2 separate regions of the Mus musculus genome follow, and region 2 is linked to region 1. A link is a loop called in an ENCODE intact Hi-C map of the cell type or tissue named here. Cell type or tissue: left cerebral cortex. All regions are shown on one strand. Each heading gives the region's core, and the rest is flanking DNA. Links, peaks and the distances in the headings are about the cores only.

Evidence for each region. Peaks named below come from ENCODE experiments on the same cell type or tissue, not always from the same donor. Only the 100,000 strongest peaks of a DNase experiment are listed, where the experiment ranks them.
Region 2: it touches region 1 in a loop (2.1-fold over the local background); 1 of 42 quality-filtered maps calls a loop at or near these places.

Annotation. Positions count from the first base shown.
Region 1 is chr4:129,778,906-129,789,495 of GRCm38, reverse strand. No RefSeq gene overlaps it. Among named protein-coding and RNA genes, the nearest start is that of Ptp4a2, 36 kb to the left of the region's middle. In left cerebral cortex, for the core only: CTCF peaks have their summits at 4,142 (motif pointing left), 5,180 (motif pointing right) and 8,160 (motif pointing left); DNase peaks (open chromatin) are centred at 6,270, 6,452, 7,063, 7,397 and 2 more places; H3K27ac peaks cover 287 bases.
Region 2 is chr4:129,868,618-129,879,207 of GRCm38, reverse strand. No RefSeq gene overlaps it. Among named protein-coding and RNA genes, the nearest start is that of 1700108I11Rik, 21 kb to the right of the region's middle. In left cerebral cortex, for the core only: no CTCF peak of the experiment used is centred there; DNase peaks (open chromatin) are centred at 1,819, 3,659, 4,231, 6,620 and 1 more place; H3K4me3 peaks cover 744 bases; H3K27ac peaks cover 1,611 bases.

The DNA of each region.
Region 1 (10,590 bases), core at 820-8,819:
CCCAGCAACCACACGGTGGCTCACAACCATCCGTAATGAGGTCAGACACCCTCTTCTGGTGTGTCTGAAGACAGCTACAGTGTACTTACATATAATAAATAAATAAATAAATAAATAAATCTTTTATTTAAAAAAATCAATTCCCTTTGTTTGTTTTTGTTTTGTTTTTAGCTTTCTTTCTCAACTTGAACCCAATTTCTGTCACTTAGAGCCAAAAGATTCCTGGGTAATATTAAGGTTCTCTAGACAGAGTCATAGTGGATGTCTACCTGCACCCTGTAACAGTCTCCCTGCGAGCCCACAATGATCCTCTACCCAGAGAGCAGATGAACAGTTACATAGGTGCCACCCAGCCCCCTTCCCCAAAAAAGCAGACAGGGTTCAAAGGTATCCAACCAGACTCTCCCTTCGGGGACTGGAGTTGAAGGTTAGAGATCTAGGTAGGCTGCAGGTTTAAGCAAAAGGGTTATGAAGTTCCAGAGTGGGAGAAGGGCATGTTCTCAGCACTGCAGAGAAGCTGGTCTGCTGAAGGACAGTAAAGAGGAACCTGCAGAGTGAGAGCCCGGGGGGGTCACGGTTTCCCAGAGTGAAAGAAACAGAAAGGGCGAGACACGCAGCTTCCACATTCCTCACGAGACTAATTACTTCTCCTCTCAGGCTCCAGGAGACTTCTTTTTGCTCATAAATCACCTCCAGACCAGTCCTCCTTAAACTTAAAATAGCCGACTGCTGTTTGTGTTTTTGTTTTGGGCGGCCAGGAGAAGACTTTAGGCTACACACAGTCACAACAAGGTTTACTGCTGAGCTCTCTCTCTGCTCATGAAACTGGGCTCAGTGATCCAGACACCCAAACATCCAATTACAAGCTTTGGACCCCGGTCCAAACACCTGGATTCACAGTGATGGATCCCTCCTCTGTAAGATGATAACAGCACCGATCAAAGACTCAGAGAGGTAAGGGTGGATGGGAGCTCCGAGGGCAGAGGAGCCATGTGGCCAGTGCAGAAAGGCGAGGCCCAAGGCTAGAACCAGTTCTCTGGTAGGGCCCAGCAATTACAAGAAAAAGAAGCCTAAAGGGACACACTTTTCCCTCTTATTACCTTTTCAACTCATTGGTATCAGGTTTTCAAAAGCGGCAAGGAACAAAGGAAAGTTCTAGAGCTCCATTCTAATGATCTCATCAGACTAGAGAAAATACACAGGCCTAAGGACAGTCACTGCATTAGTGTTGGTAGGAAGGAAAAACTGCAGGTGATTTAAATGTTCAACACTGTCCCTTGCTTTGTCTGTATCGTAAAATGTCACAGAGATAGGGAGGATGATTGGTGCAGTGGCACCCTCCTGTACATCCCACCTTAGAAAGGTAGAAGTGGGAGTTCAAGACCAGACTGTCCTTAGCTACACAATGAGATCAAGGCCAATGAGACCTTGCCTGAAAAAATAAAAATGAAACAAACAAACAAACAAAAGATATGGAGGAGAAAAAATACAGTATTTAATTTTTTAAGTATCATGCTGGGTGTGGTCTAAAGAGACAATTCAGTGGTTAAGAACAGTTGTTGCTCTTGCAAGGGACCTTGGTTCAGTTCCCAGCACCCACATGACAGCTCACAACTCTTCATAACTCTAGATTTAGGGGATCTGATGCCTTCTTCTGGCCTCTGTGGGCACCAGACACATATGTGGCATGCATACATACATACATACATGTATGAACATGGGACTCGTACTCAGTGGTTAAGAGCATTAGCTGTTCTTGCAGAAGACCCAGGTTTAATTTCTAGCACCAACATAGAAGCTCACAATTGTATATGATGCCCTCTATTGGCCTTAGCAGGGACCAGGCACACATGTGCTGCACATACATACATGCAGGCAGCAAATCACCCATACACATTTTTTTTTCTATGTAGCCCTGGCTGTCCTGGAACTCACTCTGTAGACCAGGCTGTCCTCGAACTCAGAAATCCGCCTGCCTCTGCCTCCCAAGTGCTGGGATTAAAGGCGTATGCCACCACCACCACCTGGCTCACATTTTTTAAAAACAAAAAACAGCCTGGCATGACAGTGCACACCTTTAATCCCAGTGCTTGGGAGGCAGAGGCAGGTGGATCTCTGATTTTGAGGCCAGCCTGGTCTACAGAGTGAGCTCCAGGAAATCCAAAACTACACAGAGAAACCCTGTCTCAAAAGAAATCAATACAAAACAAAATAACTCATACACATAAAATTAAAATAAATAGTTAGGCACGCCTTTAATCCCAGCACTCCAGAGAGAATGGCAGGCAGATTTCTCTGCGTTTGAGGCCAGCCTGGTCCACATAGCAAGTCCTAGGACAGCCAGGGCTATGTAGAGAGCTTGTGTCTCAAAAGCCAATAAATATTATAAATAGATAAACATTAATACAAATTAAAAAAAATATGTCAGGCGCTGGGAGTGGTGGCGCATGCCTTTGATCCCAGCACTCGGAAGGCAGAGGCAGGCGGATTTCTGAGTTCGAGGCCATCCTGGTCTACAAAGTGAGTTCCAGGACAGCCAGGGCTACACAGAGAAACCCTGTCTCGAAAAACCAAAAAAAAAAAAAAAAAAAAATGTCAGGCATAGAAGCACATCTTAGTTTCTGCACTCATGAGACAAAGGCAGGCAGATCTCTGTGCACTCCAAGACAGCTAGGTCTACATAGTGAGATCTAGATACTATATATATATATATATATATATATATATATATATATATATATGTGTGTGTGTGTGTGTGTGTGTGTGTGTGTGTGTATATATATATATATATATGCACACACACACACACACACACACACACACATACATAAATATGCTTTGTGTGTGCCCGTGCATGTCTGGTGGGGTGACGGGGCACCCACATGTCTCTGTATGCACGCAATAGTCACAGGATGACTTTCCAGACTGCACTTCTGTCTTCCACTGTACGGGTTCAGGGGATCAAACTCAGGACACCAGGTATGGCTTAAGCCATCTTGCCATCCCAGGCCACAGTATTTTTAAATAAAAATAAGCATGAACTGGAACTCAAGATGTTATGTTGTAGAACATAGCGTTTGTCTGAAAAAAAGATTTAAGGTAAAAAATGTAACATAACAAATAGCTTCCGGGCTGGAGAGATGGCTCAGCGGTTAAGAGCACCGACTGCTCTTCCAAAGGTCCTGAGTTCAAATCCCAGCAACCACATGGTGGCTCACAACCATCCGTAATGAGATCTGACGTCCTCTTCTGGTGCATCTGAAGACAGCTACCGTGTACTTAGATAAAATAATAAATAAATCTTTTTTAAAAAACAAAAAACAAAAAAAACAAAAAAAAAACCCAAATAGCTTCTTCCTGTTTTTACACTCTAGCCCCACCCAGCCTCGCAGAGCACCTGCCCTCCCAAACATTCATTTTTCTCTGTCTTTGGAGCTACTTGAGTAGAAAAAGAAGTATGAAGCATATATGTAAGACCTGTCCTGAGGCTTCTAATGTTAAAGATATTGACAGGGATAGAAACCCACAGCATAGTCTCCAAATGAAAAAGCAGGTTTCAAAAAGATAGTCAAACCCATGACTGGTGCGAGTCTCAGGTCACAACACATCAGGTGATTTTCTCTTCCGTGTATTTTCCCATATTGTTAGAAGGTTCTATAATGTACATGAAAAATATTACTAGCTGGGCGTGGTGGCGCATGCCTTTAATCCCAGCACTCGGGAGGCAGAGGCAGGTGGATTTCTGAGTTCGAGGCCAGCCTGGTCTACAAAGTGAGTTCCAGGACAGCCAGGGCTATACAGAGAAATCCTGTCTCAAAAAACCAAAAAAAAAAAAAAAAAGAAAGAAAAAAAAAAGAAAGAAAGAAAGAAAGAAAGAAAGAAAGAAAGAAAGAAAGAAAGAAAGAAAGAAAAATATTACTAAGGTATTTACATAGGGGGGCTAGATACCTTGATTTTATTTTCTCTTATGTTGTCCTTGTAGTGTGTTTAACCAGATTTCCTCTGATACATCATCACTCTTCTGGAATAGGAGAGTTTACTTGGTTGCCTAGTCATCTGGGAGGTTGCTTCAGGCAGTAACCTTTCTTACAGGGAAGAGTTTCCGTGAGCCTGGTGGAAACGCTAAATGGCTCACCAGTGCCCTCTAGTGGGAATAATATTTCAGTGCCATTTAGCTAAATAACTCCTGTATTCCAACAAGCCAAGGTTATCCTCAAAGGCTGATTTCCCGTTGACTGTCATCCCTGCAGTCTGAGCGCCTGATGCCAGCCAGCATCAGGAGATCAGAAACCAGCTCTCAGATAGATCATGGTCTTGCTTTACCTAGACTAAACCCAGTGGCTGCAAGCCAGTGTGAACATTATCTGCTAGAAAGCAGGGGCTCCTAGATGCTCTTTAATAACCATTAAGAGAAAAAAAAAAAAGACAGCTTTCTTGACTAGTAAAGAGGTCTGGTGGTCAGGGGTGTGGACAGTAGAAAGCAGGTTGCAAGAAGACACAGTCATTCTAATCATGAAATCGTTACCTTTGTGTGGACTGGAGAGATGGCTCAGTGGTTAAGAGCACAGGCTGCTCCTCCAGGTTCCCTGGAGGATTCCCAACACCCACATGCTGGCTCAGGATCACAATTCCAGGAGATCCGATACCCTATTCTGGGCTTTCTGGGTACCAGGCATGCATATAGTATACCACACACACATGCAGGCAAAGCATTTATATACACAAAATAAAGTACATTTTTTTGTTGTTGATGATGTTGTTTGTCTTTTGAGACAGGATCTCTCTATTCCATAGCTCTTTCCTGGAGTCAGAGCTATCTTATCTATGTAGACAAGGCTGGCCTCACACTCATAGAGATCCATCTGTCTCTGCCTTTTCCTCCCTGAGTTGCTTTGGTCATGGTGTTCTATCAGCACAATAGCAACCTTAACTAAGACAAATAAAAATCTTGTTTCATTTTGTTTTGTTTTGTTTTTTTCAAGACAGGGTTTCTTTCTGTAGCCCTGGCTGTCCTGGAACTCACTCTGTAGACCAGGGTGGCCTCGAACTCAGAAATCTGCCTGCCTCTGCTTCCGGAGTGCTGGGATTAAAGGCGTGTGCCACAACCCCCAGCTTAGTTGTATTTTTTTTTTTAAGATTTATTTATTATTATATCTAAGTACATTGTAGCTGTTTTCAGACACACCAGAAGAGGGCGGCAGATCTCATTACTGATGGTTGTGAGCCACCATGTGGTTGCTGGGATTTGAACTCAGAACCTTCAGAAGAGCAGTCAGTGCTCTTAACCACTGAACCATCTCTCCAGCCCTAGTTGTAATTATTTCTATGTGTATAGGTGTTTTGCCTGCATGTGAGTCTGTGCTCCACAGGTATGCCTAGTGCCCACAGCAGCCAGAAGAGGTCATTGGATCTCCTAGAACTGGACTTCTAGATGTTTGTGAACCACTATGTGGGTGTTGAGAATTAAACCCAGATCCTCTTAACTGCTGAGCCATCTCTCCAGCACCTTTCAGCTTTATCTTAATCAGTTTGGAAATGGACTTGGGACTCCTGCCAAATAGATGAGAAGCCTGGAAGTTTAGTTTGGTTTGCTTTTTTTTTGGGGGGGGGGGTTACTGGGAATCAAACTCAGAACCCGATGCTTGCTATCTATCACTGAGCTGAGCCCCAGCCCTCTTTTCACATTTTCTTTTTGGTTTTCCTGAGACACTGTTTCTCTGTGTAGTCCTGGCTGTCCTGAAACTCGCTCTGTAGACCAGGCTGGCCTCCAACTCAGAGCTCCGCCCAGCGCTGGAATCAAAGGTCTGCTCCACCACCACCCAGCTTTCTTTTTACCTTTTTATTTTGAGACAGAGTCTTACTCAGTTGCCTAGGCTGGTCTTGAACTTGTAATCCTCCTGTCTCAGATTCTGAAGCCACTAAAGATGTTAAACCTGTGCCACCAGGAGAAGACAAAGCAAATCAGGCGACTAGAGCCAAAGGATGGGGGACACTCTGTTGGCCTAGGAGCTTGTTCCTAAACTCAAGCCTCAACTGTTGGATAGACTTGTCTAAAGTTTATGGCTCAAGATCAGGTATATGAGGCATATATATATATTTCTCTCTCTGCCTCCCTCTTCTTTTCTCCCTCCCTAACAACCAAAAGAATCCTTATTTGGCAAATGTATCAGTCAGGGTCCCAACTGAAAACAGATGGTGCACTCAAATTAGAATAATTTGAAGAGGGTTTATTCACAACAGTGTGGGTGGGTGTGGGGGAACTCAGAAGGGGTGGTGCGGTGACCCGAGGCTACAAACAGCTGAGGAACTGTCACTACCCTGAGGCCTGAGGGGATAGGGGAGCTGGTTACCTGATCCCTGAGGGAGAGAGGGCCTGCTCAGGAAGGCCAGTGACTGTCAATCAAGGCCCATTCCAGCCTGGGAAGGAAGAGCAATGAAAGGGGAAGCCCTCTGGCACCTCTTGCCTCAAACTCTCCTCTCATTGGCTGAGTTTAACCAGAGGGTAAAGGGGCCTGTTGGTGACACATCCTGACAGAACCAGACACAGACTAGAGCCAAGAGGAGCCAAGGGTGGACCTGAAGGAGTACACAGAGTACAGCTAGAGTTCCCAGAAAGGAGACAGCCTGCCTCGGGTCCCTCTCACAACCCTACACACTGGTCACGTGGAACCTCACGACAAAATGTTTAGTTATGTTGGCCAGGTTAGACTTGATCTTGAGTCCCCTGTCTCTGCCTCCCCACACACTAGGATGGCATGTGCCACCTCATCTCACTCACAGACCAGAGTTCTGGAAGTGGCATAGAGCCCTGTGGTCCTTAGAGATGACCTATTGAAGGGCACATTCCAGATTCCCAGAATCTAGAAAGAGGCCATTTAACCAGCCTCATTGACTTTGCAGGGAAGAGAAGGCAGGCAGCCCAGCTCCTCCCTTGGCCAGACAGCCCTGTGCTAGCTTCAGGCTGTGGCTTTGCCAGCTCCATTACCCCCCCCACAGAATCTCTGTCCTCAGGCCTGTGTGGCCCCAGTCACCAGCGCCACCAGACAGCAACTTCCCTTTCTCTCCACAGGAGATGTCTGCTTCCTTCTGCAGCCAGTCAGAGAGGCTTTTGGGATTCCCCACTGCTGGCAGGGGTCCAGTAATGCCCTGAGGACAGGGCCGAGCTGCATCCGACTGTCTCATTTGGTCACACAGATACCTGTCCCTTCTTTTCTCCCCAAACATTTAAACATTTATTCTCCTTGCTGCCAAAGTGAATTCTGATACCTCTAAGAGAATGGCCCTCATACCTTTCCACAGTCTTCCTTCCTTCTTTCCTCCTTCCCTCCCTCCCTTCTCAGTGCTGAGGATTAATCCCAGAGCCTCATAAGGAAGTGCTCCTCTGTGCTGCCCCCTCCCCCAGCGGGCTCTCAAATCCAGCTTAGCACCCCTCAAATAGCCCTTAGCACCTCCCCTGAAGGCCTTCCTCATTCTCAAACAGAAGTACTTCTGCATGCAAAACACCTAATAATAGCAGCTAGTGTTTATTGCCCATCTGAGCTAGTTGCCAGAAGGGAGACATCTCAGTCCACATAGGAGCTTTGTGAAGTAGGTGCTTGATAAAATGCACTGGGCATGCTGTGAATGGCACCCCAAACGCATACACAAGCACACGGTGACCTGAGGTCACCGTGAGAGCCACTCCTTTATCTCCATGAGTGAGAAAGCTAGCTTCAAAAGAACACCTCACTTAAGTGCACACAAGCAACCAAAAGGCAGAGATGGGTCCCAAAGCCAGGTCGGACAAAGCCCAAGTCTTTGTTCTTAGACCTATAGTATTTCACTGTGACTGGGGCACGCGCAGACTACAGTGACATAGCGACTTGGAAGAGTCCCAGATGGACTCTGTGACGAGGTTACAGGGTGCTGGCATCCCAGGAGGCCAATTCCCCATACAAATAAAGCACCTTCTGCACTGTCAACAACAATCTCCATCAGGTATTTACTTATTTATTTATGTTATGTATATGAGTACACTATAGCTGTCTTCAGACACAGCAGAAGAGGACATCGGATCCCATTACAGATGGTTGAACCCTCAATTCCCAGCAACCACATGGTGGCTCACAACCATCTGCATTGGGATGCAGTGCCCTCTTCTGTTGTGTCTAATGGGTGCAACCGTGTACTCACATAAATAAAATAAATACATCTTTTTTCATTTATTTATTTATTTTTTTATTATATGTAAGTACACTGTAGCTGTCTTCAGACACACCAGAAGAGGGAGTCAGATCTCGTTAGGGATGGTTGTGAGCCACCATGTGGTTGCTGGGATTTGAACTCAGGACCTTTGGGAGAGCAGTCGGGTGCTCTTACCCGCTGAGCCATCTCACCAGCCCCATAAATACATCTTTAAAAAAAAAAAAAAAAAAGCACATGTCCTGGGGGTTAGCCCAAAGGTTCAAACAAGAGAACCAGCTCTTACCAGCTCTAAGACAGAAGACAGCAATAATACCCACTCTTGTGAGAATTAAACACACTGTTCATGTGAAAAGACTTGTTGATACTGGGGTCAGGGTGGGTAGGTATCACCTGGAACATTTAACCAAGCAGCAAGCAGTGAGCGCTTGGCCAGGTTTCCAGGTGGCTGAAGACAGCTTTGTTTGAAGTGAGGATTGCAGCCAGTTACTAGTTCCCAACATCTTACCAAAAACTTCCAGTGAGGTTTGTGTTGTTGGTTTTTTGTGTTTTTTGTTTGTTTGTTTGTTTTTGTTTTTTGAGACAGGGTTTCTCTGTATACAGCCCTGGCTATCCTGGAACTCACTCTGTAGACCAGGCTGGCCTCAAACTTAGAAATCTGCCTGCCTCTGCCTCCCAAGTGCTGGGATTAAAGGAGTGCGCCACCACTGCTCAGCGCATCACATGTTCTTAACCTTACACTACTATCACGAATGGGATTCCTTTTCAAGTGTTTGGTATCACTCTGGGGATCCAGAGCCACAATGGCTGCCAAATGAGTTTTAACTACAGAGGATGAAAGGATGGTGGTGGTGTTTGCTGTAAAACTCTGACCGAGGGCTGGAGAAATGGCTCAGTGGTTAAGAGCACTGACTGATCTTCCAGAGGTCCTGAGTTCAAATCCCAGCAACCACATGGTGGCTCACAACCATCTGTAATGGGATCCAATGCCCATTTCTGGTGTGTCTGTAGACAGTGACAGTATACTTACATACATGAATAAATAAATAAATACAATGAACAGGAAGGAACAGGAGTAAGGATAAAATCATGTGAATGGGGCTGCAAGTTTGGTGTAGGTCATATTTTGAAGTTTATATCAGACCTAAGAAACAGGAACTTTTTTTTTCAGGTTTTTCAATACAGGGCTTCTCTGTATAGTCCTGGCTGTTCTGGAACTCACTATGTAAACCTTAGACCAGGCACCAGGCTGGCCTTGAACTCACAGAGATCCATCTGCCTCTGGAGTATTGGGATTGAAGGTATGTACCACCACCCGGCAGGGACTTATTATCCTTTATTTTTATTTTTTTAAGAATTATTTACAGGGGCTGGAGATGGCACAGCGGTTAAAGAGCACTGACTGCTCTCCCAAAAGTCCTGAGTTCAAATCCCAGCAACCACATGGTGGCTCACAACCACCAGTAATGAGATCTGATGCCCTCTTCTGGTGTGTCTGAAGACAGCTACAGTGTACTTAAGGTATAATAATAAATAAATCTTTTTAAAAAAAAGAATTATTTACTTATTTTATGTATATGAGTACACTATCGTTCTCTTCAGACACACCAGAAAAGGACATCAGGTCTCATTTCAGACAGTTGTGAGCCACCATGTGGTTGCTGGGAATTGAACTCAGGACCTGTGTCTTAAGCGCTGAGTCATCTCTCTAGCTCAGGAATTTACTCTTAATTACAAATAGGAACTTGCAAGGACTTAACACAGGACAAATAGGAATGTATTCTTTAACTACCAAGAGAAACTGTAACCTGAGCAGGACAAATTACAAAAGGAAACCTTAAATTGCAAGGATTTAGCAGAGGACAAGCAGGAAGGTATTCCTAACTGTCTTAAGTGCAGACAGAGCCCTTGGCCTGCAAGGTATACTGTCCCTGTTTTGGATCTCAGGATCAGGTAAGCTGTGCCCCTCCCGTGGGTCTTTCCACAGCCGTGCTCATATTGACAACGCACAACCACACAACTTCTTTCCTAGATTTCTCACCAAGCTGGGTGGACTGGCTGGTTTTCTGTGTCAACTTCACACAGGCTGAGGTTATCACAGAGAAAGGAGCTTCAGTTGGGGAAGTGCCTCCATGAGATCCAGCTGTGGGGTATTTTCTCAATTAGTGATCAAGGGGGAAAGGCCCCTTGTGGGTGGTGCCATCTCTGGGCTGGCAGTCTTGGGTTCTATAAGAGAGCAGGCTGAGCAAGCCAGGGGAAGCAAGCCAGTAAAGAACATCCCTCCGTGGCCTCTGCAACAGCTCCTGCTTCCTGACCTGCTTGAGTTTTGAGTTCCAGTCCTGACTTCCTTGGTGATGAACAGCAGTATGGAAGTGTAAGCTGAATAAACCCTTTCCTCCCCAACTTACT
Region 2 (10,590 bases), core at 852-8,851, 90 kb before region 1:
AATAAACAAATAAATATAAAACATCTTTTAAAAATTGGTTCCACTTTTACCACCTGACATGGGTTCTGGTGGGGAGAAACATTCAAAACGGTAACAAATGCTAAAAAGCAGCAGCCCACTGAAAATAGGCTTTTAAGGCTATACTTTTAGTAATGGGAGGTCACTTTATAATGTTTAAAGGCTCGATTTTCTAGGAAGATACAACAATCTAAATGTGCGTGTACCTAATAACATGCTTTCCAGAAGGTGTAGTCAAAAGAGGAACAATGACAAAGAGTAGCAGACAAACCGCCATCATGGCAGGAGACTGCAACCCAACACTCAGGTAATTGCTGGAACTAACACAAAGAAGCAGTCACAGAAGAGGTCAGGTTCCCGGGCCTGATCCAGAAGGCACCTACAGTGCATTCCTGCAACCTCCATGTTCCCTGCCAGCACTCACGGAAACCCAAAAACCAAATGTGTCGTGGGACCTTCAGTTTGAACAAATTTGAAAGCATTAAAATTACACAGACTGTTTTCAGACCGCAGTGCATTTATATTATAAATTAATAAAGAAACGGTAACTGCAAAAATCTCCATTATTTGGAAACGACGATATTTCTAAATAATTCATGTTAGTCATTGACTACAGAGAAAATTATAACGATGTCTTCCGAGGGTTAAAAAAATGAGTAAAGTTTTAAAAAGTAAAAAAAAAAAAAAAGCAGGCATGCTAGCAGATAGCTGGAGGCTGGCTAATGAAGCTACAGTGTTTAGGGCAGTTTTTCATTCTGGGGGCGAAAATGAGACATTGATTAATTTTTAAGATTTCATAAGTCAGGTAGCATGCTGAATTACCAGGGTACAGGAAGAATAAAACCAGAGAGGACAGCTTTCAAATCAGGAAATAAGAACAAGATGAAAAACCAAATCTCAGAAGAAACAGGCAAAAAAAATGTAAATTAGGAGGTAAGAGGTTTGAATATATGCAAACTTCTACACGGATATTTAAAACGTGGCTTCCAGCCATATCTGGGGCTGGGCATGGGAAGATTTAGTTCCTCTGTGGTACCGAGGACACGAGGGCAATGTCCACAGCCCCACCAGCATCCCTCAGACCTCATTACCTCTGTCTCTGCTCTCTGATCCTTATCAGAAGACACAAGAGGTCTCTCTGCCCTGTTAGGGACCAAAGGGCGAATACAGTCTTCCCTCCACCCACTGGTGAATTAGCACAGATGGCCCTGTGACATTCTCATAACCACCTCCCTGGCAAGAATGGATACATTCTAAAGAGACACTTGTGCCCCCCCCGCCCCCTTTGGCTATCAGACTATTTAGAGAATGGACCCCAAGAAATTAGTTTCTCCAGGAGTTTCCTGCTGGAAGAGGAACCGGGAGACACCCTGGGAGACTTGGAGCTGAGAGAGTGGCGATCGGGAGACCATATTTGCCAAATTGCTCAATTATGTATGTCTCTTGCTTTCTGTTTAAGCCCTATCCTCAGGTCAGGACCCTGAAGATAGACTTGGAGTTGGGGGAGGGAGTCACTGGATCTTTTTGTTCCTCTTCCGGGTTTGCTCACATTGAATAAATTTCTCTCCGCTTTTCACTGTTAACTTGGCTCCTTTTTATTTCCTCCTTAAGGAAGTGCGGCCGAATCTGGCTTGTTTGGGCACAGGTTATGACCGATTCCCGGGTGTCCCAGGGATCTCAGCTTGGGGCACACCCTTCCCTGTACCATCCCCCCCACTCGCTGGCATTTCCTGCTCTCCGCTGAGACCTGCATGTTAATGTTAGACAGCGTCTCCAGGAGCAAACGCGTGGCTCCTCTGTCAGTTTCCAGGGCCTGTGTTAGCTGCTTCTGCTCCAGTGCGCATGCACTCACAGAGGCACTCGCCTGGGTCAACCAATCTTCTGTTAAGGGATGCAAGCTGGAGCACGAGGTGTGCTTGCTTGTCTTGGGGCTAAGAGGTGGGGAGACCAGCCCGCGACTAAGCATCTTGAAGACCCTGGAGACCCTGCCTGCTGCCTGGCAGCGACCACCCACATCAAAGGCTGCAGTGGCCAGGGAAAGAACTGGTATCTTTGTTTTAAAAATCTGCAAATTTTGCTTCTTTTTTTTTTAAAGAGTTGTTTATTTTTACTTTCCGTGTGTTTTGCCGGAGTGTATGTATATGCTCCCTGTGTATTCCTGATGCTCGTGGAGGCCAGAAGAGGTGGTTGTATTCTTTGGAATTGAAGTTACAGACAATTGTAAGCAGCCATATGCACCGGGAGCCAAGCCCAGGTCACTTCCAGTCCTCTCTACAGTCCCCAAGGTTGATGTAGTCCAGGCTGGCCTTTAAACTCCTGAATGCTGGGCTGTGCACATACAGCATCATGTTTTCTACAGTGCTGGGGAGAAGCCTAGGTTTCATTCAGGCCAGGAAAGCACCCATCAGGACAGGAACGCCCCCAGCAAATTCATGAATGTTCTTAAAGGAAAATGGGCCAAGACTCTTCTTCATTATTATTTGATTAATTGAGAATATCATACGTGGATACAGTGTATTGGGACCATATCGGCCCTTCACTGCCCTCTTCAGCTTCTCTCATCCTCCCATCCCCCTCACAACTTCAAACCTTCCTTCTCTTTTTTTTATTTTTAAAAACCAATTTATTTTGATGCGGATGAATAAGTTGCTTGCAGGTATGTATGTCCACCACCTGCATCCCTAGTGCCTGAGGAGACCAGAACTGGGGACAGAATCCCCTGGAACAGGAATTACAAGATGGTTGTGACCTGCCATTTAGGGGCTGCTAATGGAACCCAGCCAACCAGAGCTCTCAAACTACTTAGCCATCTCCAACCTCCTCCCCAACTCCTGCTTCCCCTCCCTTTCCCCTCCTCTTCCTTCTTTCTTTCTCTCTTCCTTTCTTTTTCTTTGGACAGAGTTTCTCTGTATAACCCTGGCTGTCCTGGAACTCACTCTGTAGCCCAGGCTGGCCTTGAACTCATAGAGCAACTCCTGACTCTGCCTCCCAAGTGCTGGGGTTACAAGTATGGGTGTGCAGCGTCCCTGTCAAGTCCAGGGGACAATAACTTGAGGCACTTTTCCTGCTCCTTTGGCTGTTCTGCGCCATCTTCAGTGATGTCCTCGGAGCCTCAGGGCAAGGGGTTGTGATACAGAGAGCGCTTTAGGGACAAGCACTCAACAATTTCTCAGTCTCTGTATTTTGACTGGTTGTTGATCTCTATTAATCTCCATCGACTGGTGCAGGGTGGGGGTGGGGGGGACAGGCAGAGCTTCTCTGAAGGGACTCAGGAATTATTCTAGAGAGCAGGCGGCCTAGGAGGTTTTTAGTCCACTTTGATTTCATAAGAACTAGATGGGGGTTGGGCGTGGTGGTATAAGCCTTGAATCTCAGCATGCGGGGGGGGGGTGAGGGGGGGCGAGGCAAGAGAATTGTCATGAGTTCAAGGTCTCTCTGAACTACCTATTAAATTTGAGGCCAGCCATAGCAAAAAAAAAAAAAAAACAGGGCCATTATTACTATGTCCACCATAGCTTGTTTATAACAACAAAACCTGGAACTATTTGGAGTCTACGGACGGAGACGCGGTTAAATAAGGATGTTACACCCACATGCTCAGCGGGAAGTCGGGCAGCTGTTAAAATGATGATGCATGCTTGCGCCTGATGTAGGAGCTGCTCACATAGTTATTATTTTGTAGGGAAAGTAGGTTACATATCACTATTTTATACTACAACCTGATTTTACGCCTGAATGCAAGATGGTATAAATGCCCACGGACGAGTGTAATTATATGCAAAGTATTTGGGAAAGTGTTTGGAATGAGACGGGTGGAACATTACCAGGACTTACTGCTACAGGACGAGTGCGTGCCTAGGCTTTACCGTATGCTTAACTGTATTTTAATTTTTTAAAATAATGACCGTGAAATAAAAAGGAGTAATAAAAAAAAAAAAGCATGAAATCCATGGTTGGGGAGAGGAGGAGCTACAGACGCGGCTAGCGACATGGGCGACTCGGACAAAAAGTGAGTTGATTCCTTTTTCAGTGTAAATGAAGCTTTATCTGGCTTTTGTCATTGAGGTGAGATATAGAGAGTATATAAATGTGCTGCTTTAATGATTGGTGAGTGTGTAGTCCAGTGACGTTGAGTCTGTTCATTCGTCATGGGACCATCGCCACCCTCCAGCTCTAAACCTTTTCTTTTTCTCAAGCTGCAATTCTGCAAGTGCCCATGCCACGCCCATGCCCACACCCATGCCCACGCCTCCCTCCTCCTCAGCTCCTGGCAATTGCCGTTTTGATGTTCTGGGAGACCCAGATGCTCTGGGTGCCTTGTTTAAGTGGCACTTGCCTTTTCTTTAACAAACACAAAGTTTTAAGGCTTATTTTCACTTTACGTGTATGGTGTATGAGTGTTTTGCCTGCATGCATGTATGTGCACCATGCGTGCCTGTTGGATCCCCTGGAACTGGGGTGACAGATAGTTGTGAGCCACTGTGTAGGTGCTAGAAATTGAACCTGAGTCCTTTGCAAAAGCAACATGTGCTGTCAACCACTGAGCCATCTCTGCAGCCCTGGGCACTGGCCTTTTCACCTGGCTTGGTTCCCTGAGGAGAATCTAATGTCTTCAAGGGTCATCCAAGTCACAAAAAGAATTGTCTTCTTTTTTAAATAATGTTTTCATGTGTGTTTGTGTGTGTGTGTCTCCCTCTGTGTGTATGTGTGTGTGTGTCTGTCTATGTATATGTGTGTGTCTCTTCCTTTGTGTGTGTGTGTGTGTGTATGTGTGTGTGTCTGTCTATGTATATACGTGTGTGTCTCTTCCTCTCTGTGTATATGTGTGTCTCTCTGTGTGTGTATGTGTGTGTGTGTCTCCCTCTCTGTGTCTGTGTGTGTGTGTGTGTGTGTATCTATGTATTTGGGATGCTGGGCTACCAGAAGGTGCATATGAAATTCAGAGAACCTGTGGGAGTCACTTCTCTCCTTCCACTCTGTAGGTTCCAAGGACAGAGCTCAGGTAGTCAGGCTTGACAATAAATACTTTATCTACAGAGTCATCTCCCTGGCCCTTTTTTTCCTTTTTAAAGGCAAACTAATATTCCATTATATTAGAAGAAAGGAGAGAGGGAGAGAGAGAGAGAGAGAGAGAGAGAGACTGATTGATTTTGCATCCTCATCCACTCATGAACACTGGGATTGTTTCCAGCTCTTTGGCTCCTGTGAACAGCGTTGCTATGAACACTGATGCTTTATCCAGCTTTAATTAAAGGTCACTGTCATAGTGTGAATCTAAAATGTCCCCCACAGACTCATCTTGTGCGCTTATCCTCCATCTGGTGGAGCTATTTTGGGAGGATATAGAACCTTTGGGAAGAGGGGTCTAGCTAGCCATTGTAAGCCACCAGGGGCAAGCCTTTGAAGGTTGAATCTGGTCCCTGGTTTCGGCCTCACTCTGTTTTCTGGTCGCAAGCCGCGTGCACAGCCTCTGTTACCGACCCACTGACCAATGACCTGATGTTCATTGTTCAATGTTCTTCAGCTGTGTCTCTCACCTTGATGGATAGAAAGCCCTGAAACTGGGAACCCAAGTCAGTCCCGCCACCTGTATAAGTGGCCTAACAGGAACTAACAGGCTCATGGAGCAGCCCATGGGCAGCCTCTGTAACTGCCATGGGCCGAGGTCCCACAAATGTTTGCTAGGCTGATGGTTTGAATGTGACCCTCCTCCACAGGCTTGTGTGTTTGAACACTTGGTCTCCAACTGGTGGCGCTGTTTGTGAAGGTTGTGGAACCTTTTAGCTACAAGGGCCTAGCTGGACTTAGAGTCACAGAGCTTCTGGGCACTGCAGCCTGGCACTGCTTCCGGCCCAAGTTCTCTGCTTCCTAATGGGCTAAGCTGTAAGCCAGGCGCTTCAAGATCCCACAGTCATGGCTCTGACTGCTCTGCCTTCCCAGTAGGCGGATCTCTGAGGTCAAGGCCTGCCTGGTCTACAGAGTGAGTTCGAGGACAGCCATGGCTACAAAGAGAAACCCTGCCTCAAACAAACAAACGAACAAACATCCCTTGCGTCCTGTCAAACCAAGAAGCAGGATAAGCCTTTACCTCAAGCGACTTTCGTCAGGTGTTTGGTCACAGCAAGCAAAAAAGTGAGTAATACCCGAAGCTGCTGAGCCCCAGGATGGAGGCCAAAAACCTTGAATTCTTTGCTTTATAGAAGTCCCAGAAACAGCCCTCCGAGGGAGTAAGCACTCCAGTCCCCATTCTGTAGAGGCTCTTAGGCTCCAATAGTCACGTTGCATGTACAAGGACACTGTATTAAGTAGATAAGAGAGACTGACATACAGATATAGAAGCAAGTCACCTTGACACGCAGGACCCCCTAGTTGCTCCTGTCACAGTCTGCCCAGGCTATCGGGCTCTAATCCAAATTCTCTGCACACACATTCTCGCACACTCACTCTCCTAGCAGAAGAGCCTGTCCAGGACAGGGCTGGGCTCAAAATAGAATAAGATGGCCTCCTGCAAACCTGGCTTCATGCTCCGCACACGTGGAACAGTGATGTACCGATCCTGAATGCTAAGCACACGCTACTCCCAGAAAAACACTCCTAGTCCCAGATACTCAGCTCTAAGTATGAGTATCTAAGTATGAGTCAGGGCTGCTGGCAACTCGAGGTGCTTGCCAAGAAGATCTGATGCCCTAAGCTCAAAACAAATGACTCCTATTACACCACACACACATACACCAGACACATGGGCACACATGCACACACCACACATATGTCACATACATGGACATACTCCCAAGGACACTAGACATACACCAGACACATGGACAGACACATACATATATTCACACACTTAAACACACACACACACACATTAAAATTTAAATTAAAGAGGATTTTCTAATTGTTGTGGAACATGTAAGAGATCTAAAGTTTCTTTGAAAATACATATATTAAAACTAAAATTAACCTACTAGAGACAAGTGGGCTGGTGAATCATGACACTTGGGAGAATTAGCCTTTCCTGGTTCTTCTGCCCCAAACCCACTGCAGGCATTCAGTCCCAGAGAGGCTCTTCTCTGTGCAGGGATGACAAGGAATGTGTGGATGTCAGAGAACCGGCCCCAGATGTGTCCCTGAAGCACTTACAGGGTGCCTAGGGAAGGCACAGGCTGAGCTCCACCATGTTAGGGAAGCCCAGTCCCTGAGAGAGGTGGAGGGATCCCCTCACCAAATTTTCAGGAACAAAGTGCTTTGCACTTTAAATAAAATGTTAAGAGCAGTGGCTTTAGCCAGGCAGTAGTGATTGATGCACACCTTTGATCCCAGCACTCAGGAGGCAGAGAAAGGCAGATCTCTGTGAGTTTGAGGCCAGCCTGGTCTACAGAGTGAGCTCCAGGACAGCCAGGACTACACAGAGAAGCCCTGTCTCAAAACAACAGTAACAACAAAAAAAGTAATGGTTTTAAGCCTGCATTCAAAGACTTGGTCCCATCTCCTAGCAGAGTGACCTATCCTCTACCTCAGACAAACTACCAAACATGTCAGTCCCAGTTTTCCTCTCTATAAAATGAGTCCTTACTGATTAAGTGAGATAATATATGTAAAAATCCTGAAGTTTGGGGGGGAGGGGTGTCCTGACACAGATGGCCAGGAATAGTTAACTGTTAATCCCACAGAAACGAGGAGAAAGATCACTGACTCAAATCATGGCCAAATTAATTAAAGCAATTAATTAAGAAACTTGAAGGGCTGGAGAGATGGCTCAGTGGGTAAGATCACTGACTGTTCTTTCAAAGGTCATGAGTTCAAATCCCAGAAACCACATGGTGGCTCACAACCATCCTTAGTGAGATCTGACACCCTCTTCTGGTATGTCTGAAGACAGCTACAGTGTGCTTAGATATAATAATAAATAAATTTTTTTTAAAAAAAAAAGAAACTTGAAGAAAAAACAAAAATAAAACTGTGTATGTGGGCTGTCTCTCCCTAAAGGTGGAGTTCAAGAGATCAGCACTGGATGTGGGTAAGATATGGATTTTTATAGCTCAAGAGGAGGGGTTTTCAAATTGGGTAGGCAAATAGGTGGAGTTACAGGAGCAGGCCGTAAGCTTCACACGGTCACAACAACCTCCTTTAAAACAAAGGCATGGCTGCAAGGTGCTCGTAACACATCATAACAAGGTGTCCACGCCAACAAGTGGTCATAACAAGGCAGTGAGACGAATAGGTGGCCTGAATAACTTTTGAAACAAAGGCACGGTTGCCATTTCCTGGAACAGGCCGTCCAGAACCATTTCTTGTTACAGGTGGGGCATAGCCCAGGCCTTGAGAAACACAATTTAATCACAAACGGGAATGAATCTAGATTGTCTTTACTGTAAGATGGCTTTCAAGCCCAAGATGGAAGCAGGCGGGTTTATCGTCACAGGGAACAAGGAGTCTGGCATTGACTCCCGAATGCTTTCTCGAGCCTACCACACTGCCTCTGCCAGGGGACAAGGTCCACTTCCTCCATTAGGCTGGCTCTCCCTGCAGTAGGGGCAGAGGATTTGGTTTCCTCAAAGGTGACCACTGGCAGGACACTCAAGAGAGAGGGCAGAAAGGAAAAGGCCTGGCTGGTGGGGGTGGGGCTGCCTGCCCCACCCAGCAGCTTGAACAGGCACTCGGTTGCTCTTGAAAAGTTAAAGCTCCCCAGATGTAAAAACAAAAGAATAAAATTATTTACCCCATCTGAATTAATGATCCCCTTGGTGACTCCCTGAGAGGAAGGTGAGGGGTTTGTTTTGTTTTGTTTTTCAGCAGAGAAGTGTTTTAAAACCATCAAAGGGGGCTGGAGAGATGGCTTACAACCATCCGTAATGAGATCTGATGCACCTCTTCTAGGGTGTCTGTCTGAAAACAGCTACTTACATATAATAAATTAATAAATTAAAAAAAAAATCAAAGGATCATGTGTCTTAGAAGCGTGAGCTCTGACCACCTCAGGCTCCAGTGAGCAAGGCCTTCTGGGCAGGGAGGTAAGGGCCAGCTCATTTCACACTCCATACTTCAACTCTCCAGAGTACAGGAACCACACCGAGGGAACCGTAGGTCCATTGGGCACCGGAAATAGAAGCTGTCATCTCATCTGCTGTTGTTGAGACTATATTACTGTTCAGCTTGTCATGTGTCCCCTGTCACCTGGCCATTATTTACTGTAAGCTAACTTTACCCCTAGAGATCCCGCTCCTACCAACACCAGTGTTCAAATCCCGCCTCTACTGGGTTAGTATACCAGAACAGCATGGGAATACAGAACACAAAGAGTTTCTTCCCTTGTACTATGGACTGAACTAAAAATATATGGCGTAGAGGCCAGAGAGATGGCCTGAGAGATGGCCTGAGAGATGGCCTGAGAGATGGCCGGAGAGATGTGGCCACCACACCACAGGATCAGAATTCAGTCTCACAAGGTAGAAGGAGAAGAGAGATTCCTGCAAGTTATTCGCTGACCTCCACATGCACACAGAGGCACACACACAGGGCGCACACACACACACACACACACACACAAGCATAAACAATATAAATAAATGATACATAGTAAAAACAAAAGTATTCAACAGCATGTTTAGTCTGCTAATACTTCTGTTAAAAAGAAAGAAAGAAAGAAAGAAAGAAAGAAAGAAAGAAAGAAAGAAAGAAAGAAAGGAAGGAAGGAAGGAAGGAAGGAAGGAAGGAAGGAAGGAAGGAAGGAAGGAAGGAAGGAAGGAAGGAAGAAAGAAAGAAAGAAAGAAAGAAAGAAAGAAAGAAAGAAAGAAAGAAAGAAAGAAAGAAAGAAAGAAAGAAAGAAAGAAAGATCCATGTTGTGAGTTCAAGGCCAGCCTGGTCTATATACAAGCTCCCAGCCAGCCAGGACTACATAGTGAAGCAGACAAAAAAGAAAAGAAGGCAGGTGAGACTATGCCGGGGGGCCTAGCAAACACAGAAGTGGATGTTCACAGTCAGCTATTGGATGGATCACAGAGCCCCCAATGGAGGAGCTAGAGAAAGTACCCAAGGAGATAAAGGGATCTGCAACCCTATAGGTGGAACAACGATATGAACTAACCAGTACCCCCTGGAGCTCGTGTCTCTAGCTGCATATGTATCAGAAGATGGCCTAGTCGGCCATCAGTGGAAAGAGAGGCCCATTGGTCGTGCAAACTTTGTATGCCTCAGTACAGGGGAATGCCAGGGCCAAGAAGTGGGAGTGGGTGGGTAGGGAAGTGGGGGGGAGGGTATGGGGGACTTTTGGGATTGCACTGGAAATGTAAATGAAGAAAATACCTAATTAAAAAAAAAAGAAAAGAAAAGAAGGCAGAAAGTACACCTCTGTATTTACATATGCTAACCTCAGAAAGAATATGCAAGAAACCTTTGTGAGAGGAGCTGTGGTGACCTCTGAGGACATCAGGTAACTTCGAAAATGACTAAGAACAGCTCTTCTCTCAGTATTATACACCTAGCCTTTGAATTCTGAGCCATCCGCTGCGCATGCCTTGTGCTGCCCGGAGCTGCTCTGAGTGCTCAGGTCTCTGTCTCTGCGAATCCTCA